2 separate regions of the Homo sapiens genome follow, and region 1 is linked to region 2. The links are chromatin contacts, found by Hi-C or POLR2A ChIA-PET in ENCODE. All regions are on one chromosome and are shown on one strand. The core of a region is the stretch at or near the end of the contact, and the rest is flanking DNA. Distances in the headings are between cores, read along the strand shown.

Region 1 (3,450 bases), core at 748-3,247, 36 kb after region 2:
TATGGGTTTCTTTCCACCCCTGACATTGGTGTAAGTGTGGAACCATCAGGATTAGCAAGATATTTTAAAACTATGTACCTGAACCATGAAGAAAATGTCTTCATTTTTCCACCAATGTCTAAAGTCATACAATACTCAATTTTATGTGTTTCAAAAGTTTGTTAAGCCTAATAATAACAGCGTAGGAGCTTCTCTGGGGTTTTCTTGATCTTCAATTAGTACAGGAATATATGTACACAATCTATACATAATTAAGAAGATACTAAAAAAAAAAAACAAAATTTTTTTTTTTTTTTTAGACAGGGTCTGGCTCTGTTGCCCAGGCTGGAGTGCAGTGGCACCATCTCAGCTCACTGCAACCTCTGTCTCCCAGGCTCAAGTGTTCCTCCCACCTCAGCCTCCCAAGTAGCTGGGACTACAGGTGCACACCACCATGCCCAGCTAATTTTTGTATTGTTTGTAGAGACAGGATTTCACCGTGTTGGTCAGGCTGACTTCAAATGTTCTGCCTGCCTTGGCCTCCCAAAGTGCTGGGATTACAGGCGTGAGCGACCACCCTGGCCATTGCCCTTTCTTTAAACTTAAGTAATCATGCACAGCCTCCTTGCCTTCTGGCCACAGCTAGGTCCTGACTGCCTCCACATCACCTTCCAAGCTCTTCTAGACCCAAGGCCTCTCTGGCCCCTGCCACTGAGGCAATCCCAAGCTGTGTCTTGTCTTCCCTGTGAGCCCCTGAATGCCTTCTGGGTATGGATCACCCTTAGTTCTGCTGGGGCCCCTATAAGCATCCATGACATGCAGTAGGTGCTCAATAAAGACTTGATCAACTGACCACTCAGCTTGCATTTTATGATGATAGACCGTTCCCAGCCCAACAAAGGTGCTACTAAAATGTCAAGTGTCAATCACATTTTGCAAATTGAGTCATATTCTTCCGTGCACTAAGGGAGCTTGCTATTTAAAAGATCCTGTGGTTAATTCTTTTGTAACATGAATAATTACTTCCTGCTTTACCTTTCCTGTCAAGATGAATTTTTTTTACATATCAGGTTTCTCTAAGAAGAGGAAACCTGTGGCTTTGTTAAGAGCTCATAAATCATGAGGATATGTCTCTCCTACCCACTCTAAGGGCTCTTTCCAGTGCCCTCTGCAAGCCTTTGAAAGGTTTAGAACTTTGATGTCCAATACAGTGTCACTGCAAATGTGGCTAATGACTACTTGGAATGTGGCTAGTCTGAACTGACGTGTGCCATAAGATACATCCCAAGTTCCAAAGACTTGTTTAGAAAAAAATAATGTGAAATAGCTCATTATTTTCACATCAATTGCATGTTGAAGTGATGTTTTAGATCTGTTGGGTTAAATAAATATATTATACAAATTAATTTTACCTTTTTAAAATTTTATTAATGTGACTACTAGAACATTTAAAATGACATGTGGCTTGTATCACGTCTCTATAGAACAGAATGGTTTAGGATAATACTTGGCAAACAGGTGGTGAAGATCTTGGATGATACAAACACAGCCAAAATTATATCACAAGAGCCCAGAAGAAAGTCTATGCCCCCAAAACCCATTTCCTTGCCTTCGAGAGGCTGCAGGTAACTGCAGGAAGGATGAAACATTACCTATGATTTTTTTAAAGTGGTACCCTTTGAGAAATTACCTCTGGGTATGAGCAGAAAATTAAAACATTAAGCTAAATAAAATACATCAGAGGTGTAATTAGGATAACAGTAAACAAAATCCCATATTTAAAGACACCATAAATTACAAAACTTAAGAACATCTCCCTGTCAGAAAAATACCACCCTCCAGCTGTGTGCTGTGCCAAAAGGCCAGCCTCCACAAGTTTGCTACATCTACAGTCACTGCAAAAACCAATGCTACAGTTAACCCCATGTTACAAAAAGATAGAGCCAGGGGAGATAAGAGATCTGCTTAGAAATGCAAAACACTTCACCCTCCCCTATCTCTACCTTCAAACTTGCTGGAATGTCTCCTCCCCCAAAGACGAAATGGGTGGTTTTTAACTGTGGGTTGGCTAAGCCAGCTGCCTAGCAGCTTCTCAGGGCCAGCTTCTCACTATGGCGGTGGTGGTGGCGGTGGTATATCCGTGGCCCTGCTCTGTGACCCAGTCCTTCCCTACCTCCCTCTGCTCACTGTCCTTCCTGTCTCCTAGGACCAGTTCACCTCACTATAATTTCACACTGACTTACCCCAACTAGACTGCAACCTTCATCTGGGAAAAGCCCTTATCTTTGCCAGGATTCTAAATCCTTCACCTAGCATCCTGTCTGCTTCAATAAATATTTGAATAAACCAGAAAGCATGAAGGAGAATGAAAGTTTCCAATTAATTTCCTCCGCTGTATACACATATACACAATGTCACAGAGGTCTCAGTGCAGTAAGCTTTAATCATTTCAGAAGTAGAAATGTTACACACTTACTGCTTTTGCACTTATTGTGTTCTGTGAATTCTGAAGAATAAATTTTTAATTTTAGTGTTTTGTTTCAGTCCTCTGAAGGGCATAGAAAATCAAGAAGTAATTTTTTGCCAAAACAGACTTCACCAAAAAAGATCATGAGTACTGATCATTAGAGATGGAAAGAACATCAGATATCATCTAGTCTATTTTTTTTTCCTGAATTTTACAAATGAGGAACTGAGGCCTAGAAGGTTCCATGACTTAGGCTTAGAGACATTGAGAGGTAAATAATGGCAGCATCAAGCCCAGGGCTACGTTCTCCTAAATTATGGTCCACTGGAGAGAAGGAAGGATTTAAAAGAGAAAGCAGAGAAACCTGAGACCAGCGAGATACAGACTTTCACACCATTGATGCGGGCGGGGGGGTGGGGGGGGGCTCTTTTTTTCTTTCATGTATAACATAGTTTCCAGAATACCCAGAAAAAGTTACACCAGTCAGGAACATATTTAAAAAAAAACTATGTTCAAATCTAAAAAGACAGAAAACCAATCAGTGGCTGCCTAGGGCCGGGGATGGGAATGGGGATGGACTGCAGATGGGTATGAAGAATCTTTTTGGGGTGACGGAAATATTCTCAAATTAAATTGTGGTGAGAGTTACAGGATGCTGTAAATTTACTTGAAAAGTATTAAACTGTACACTTAAAATGGGTGAAATTTTATACCTCAGTACAGCTTTTACAAATAAAAATTGGCCGGGCGCAGTGGCTCACGCCTGTAATCCCAACACTTTGGGAGGCCGAGGCGGGCAGATCACAAGGTCAGGAGTTCAAGACCAGTCTGACCAACATGGTGAAACCCTGTCTCTACTAAAAATACAAAAATTAGCTGGGTGTGGTGGCACGTGCCTGTAATCCCAGCTACTCAGGAGGCTGAGGCAGGAGAATAGCTTGAACCCCAGAGGCAGAGGTTGCAGTGAGCTGAGATCATGCCACTGCACTCCAGCCTGGGTGACA
Region 2 (3,314 bases), core at 666-3,165:
GTGCCAAGCCAGGCACACACCACCATGCCTGGCTAATTTTTAAATTTAGTGTAGAGACAAGGTCTCGCTATGTTGGCCAGGTTGGTCTCAAACCCCTGGTCTCAAGTGATCCTCCTGCCTTGACCTCCCAAAGCACTGGAATTACAGGCATAGGCCACCACACCCAGCCCCTTATTTTTTTAATCCTTAGATAATGTAAGGAGTTAAGAAAAGTCACACACGCAACACTGGGAAACACTTGGTTTTAAAGAAAGACTCCAAGTTAAAAGAGAGACACAATAGCTTGAGGAGGGCGAAAGCTAAGTCTCTACCTGGTGTCTTATCTTCCTGCTTGACCTCAGGGGAAAAGATTAATAGTAAGATTTACGAAATGTTAAGAAGACACTTGCTGGGGTGTCTCAGTTATCAAAAAAAATAAAATAAAATAAAATCATACCGTGAAAGTGGCAAAACTCCATGGTGGTATCTGCTTTATCACAACAAAGACATCCCCTGGCCCTTCTTTCTAACCTGTCCTGGCTCCCCACACACTGCTAGAAATGAAACCCCAGGCTGGGCACAGTGGCTCACGCCTGTAATCCCAACACTTTGGGAGGCCGAGGCAGGCGGATCACGAGGTCAGGAGATCGAGACCATCCTGACTAACACGGTGAAACCTCATCTCTACTAAAAATACAAAAAATTAGCCAGGCATGGTGGCGGGTGCCTGTAATCCCAGTTACTCGGGAGGCTGAGGCAGGAGAATCAGTTGAACTCGGGAGGCAGAGGTTGCAGTAGGCTAAGATCGCGCCACCGCACTCCAGCCTGGGCGACAGAGTGAGAATCCATATTAAAAAAAAAGGAAAAAGAAATGAAACCCCAAACCCAGGAGCGTAGGAAAGAGCTGAAATAACACTTTAAATATTCACGATGGTAATTGCAACTCCTACCTCATAATCATGACTTCTCTTTTCCATATTTGGGCCCCGGCTTCCCTGGAGGCACTCCAGGGGCCTTCACAGACATTATCTAATGCTAGGCAGGTCAGCAAGCTAACCATTAAGTACTCTTTTTTTCCTCCACTCTCTCTGATCTAAGCCAGTTTGGACATACTCATAAAGAACTAGTGAGTTCCCTTCCAAGATGGGTGGCTGCTAAGATAGCTCATGTAGTTTTGGAGTGGAAGCCCTTAGGATGTCAAAAAGCTTAACTTTAAACATCTCAATCTGATTCCAACAGTGAAGTTTTCAAAGCTGTCATTACTCCCCCATCCCCAATAAACAAAGCTGGCAGATGTATTATCAAATGATTTCTATAGCTTTTTTTTTTTTCCCCAAATACCTGCTGGTTTCACCCCTGCAGAGATCTGATTCAATAGGTCTGGTGTGGCTGTGAGAAACTGTGTTGTTTAAACTCCCCCAGGTGATCCACACAGCCAGAAGATAGAGAGCTAGGTCTAAAGTGTCAGAAATTATTGCTACTAAAAGGAGGATCGACTGGGAGCTTCTTAGAACTGCAGAATCTCAGCTTCCCCAAACCTACCCGCCCCCAGCCCAAACCCTACCCCCCCCCCCCCACCCGCTGCCATCACAATCTGCCTTTTAACAAGATCCTAGGAAGAAGGGCACATCTGAGTTTAGGCAGCCTAAGGCTACACTGTCGTCTGGCCTCAGAATCTTCTAGGGTTTTTGTTTTTTGTTTGTTTCCCCTTTACAAATGGGAGGGCACAATCAAAATTCACATTCCAGTTTTTTCCAGGATCTTTATTGATGAACAACAGAGTCAAATCCTGCTCTCACCCTCACCATCCTCCTAGAAAACATGACTAGTCAGATTAAATGTAAAGGGAGTCAAAAATGAGACAAAGCCTGTTTTTTAAATTAAAGCAATACATTGTTCCATTTGTGCTGGCAGCATCGGCACTTGCATTACTGCGCATGTTTAAAGCTGCCAGTCGAAATCAGCTCTAGATAGTCAAAGCAGCAGAACCTGCAAAATCTTTTAGCGTTAAAGGGCTTTATGTGGAACCAAAGCATTCCACGGTAAATAATTTGTGGAGCTAATGAGAACTACTAATTGCATCCATTCTTAAAAATCAACATACTTGAAACTTTTTAAAGATTCATGTGCTTATTTCCCTTGTTCAAATAACATCATAAGGCATCCACAGGAAGTTGTGGTTTCAATTAAGACATGGCTGCATATTAAAAAAAAAAAAAAAAAAACACCTCACAGTACCCTATCACAGAGCTCAGCCAAGACTCCCAGAAGTTCTCCGAACCTGACAGATTTGGGTGCCCCTCATGCTAATTACCGTCTGGTTTGAGGTTTGTGAACATAGCCAAGGCCACCCAGACAATGCTATACCATAGTACAATTAGGGGTGAGAGAACACAGACTCTGGAGTTAAGCCACCCACCAGCCCACGTCGAGACCTGCCATTTACAATCTGTGCTCCCTTGGGCAACTTACTTAATGTCTCTGGTCCCTGGGAAGTGCTATATAAAAATTTGCTGTTTGCTGTTTTCCTCATCTAACATGCAGTCCCATGAATGGTACAGATAAAGGAACTATGCACACAGTGGGTGCTCAGTTATTGCTAATGGTTGAAGAACTCTCCATTCACCTGGTATTTCCCTCAATGAATATATCATTACCAAATACCAGCAACCTTTTGGTGTATCAAGAAAGGTACTCTTGGGAAGGTGTTTTTCTTCCCCTAATGGTGAAAAACAAAAACCAATGGATACAAGCATCTTCTTAATCCAATGTAACAGTCTCCCTCTCCAGTCATGTACTTAATATGGTTCATTTATTTTATGTCTCATATCTTCTCAAAAAATAAACACTACTATAGAAAAAGTATGAAAAGCATTTGAGCAGGTGAAAAATGCAGTCTACAAAACAGTAGACTGGGCCAGGCACAGTAGTTTATGCCCGTAATCCCAGCACTTTGGGAGGCTGAGGCAGGTGGATCACTTGAGGTCAGGAGTTCGAGACCAGCCTGGCCAACATGGTGAAACCCTGTCTCTACTAAAATACAAAAATTAGCTGGGCATGGTGGTGTGCACCTGTAATCCCAGCTACTTGGGAGGCTGAGGCAGGAGAATCGCTTGAACCAGGGAAGCGGAGGTTGCACTGAGCCGAGTTCGCGCCACTGCACTCCAGCCTGGGCGACACAGCGAGACTCCATCTCAAAAACAAAACAACCCACTAGACTGGTACCAATTACTTAACAGTTATTGAGATCACAAAAAGTGATTTCCAGAATGTTCCAGGTAGGGAAGTGTCAGACAACATTGCCCTCACGGTATTAATACTATACAATAACACTG

What was found. A loop is a pair of places that touch in the nucleus more often than their neighbours do. ChIA-PET counts read pairs that join two places held with the same protein, here RNA polymerase II (POLR2A). Pooled maps may share reads with other maps.
Region 1: a loop to region 2 is called in a map of OCI-LY7, with 4 times the contacts of the local background. The contact joins two enhancer-like sites. A Hi-C loop is called at or near these places in 13 of 168 maps with a recorded cell type or tissue (B cell, CD14-positive monocyte, CD4-positive, alpha-beta T cell and 7 more), 22 of 37 single-sample maps with no recorded cell type and 17 of 50 pooled maps. POLR2A ChIA-PET finds 5 or more read pairs at or near these places in 24 of 52 experiments (A549, B cell, CD4-positive, alpha-beta T cell and 18 more).

What each region holds. Positions count from the first base shown.
Region 1 is chrX:19,839,059-19,842,508 of GRCh38, forward strand. All of the region lies in intron 1 of SH3KBP1 (SH3 domain containing kinase binding protein 1), which reads right to left. Among named protein-coding and RNA genes, the nearest start is that of SH3KBP1, 47 kb to the right of the region's middle. RefSeq lists an enhancer at 1,109-1,158. Within about 2 kb of position 1,998, at least 5 of the 41 ENCODE cell types and tissues checked have a DNase peak (open chromatin) inside an H3K27ac peak, as active enhancers do; they include CD8-positive, alpha-beta T cell, OCI-LY7 and natural killer cell, where a contact is called at or near this core.
Region 2 is chrX:19,803,341-19,806,654 of GRCh38, forward strand. The region is part of intron 2 of SH3KBP1 (SH3 domain containing kinase binding protein 1); the gene reads right to left. Among named protein-coding and RNA genes, the nearest start is that of SH3KBP1, 83 kb to the right of the region's middle. RefSeq lists an enhancer at 1-142. Within about 2 kb of position 1,916, at least 4 of the 41 ENCODE cell types and tissues checked have a DNase peak (open chromatin) inside an H3K27ac peak, as active enhancers do; they include CD8-positive, alpha-beta T cell, OCI-LY7 and natural killer cell, where a contact is called at or near this core.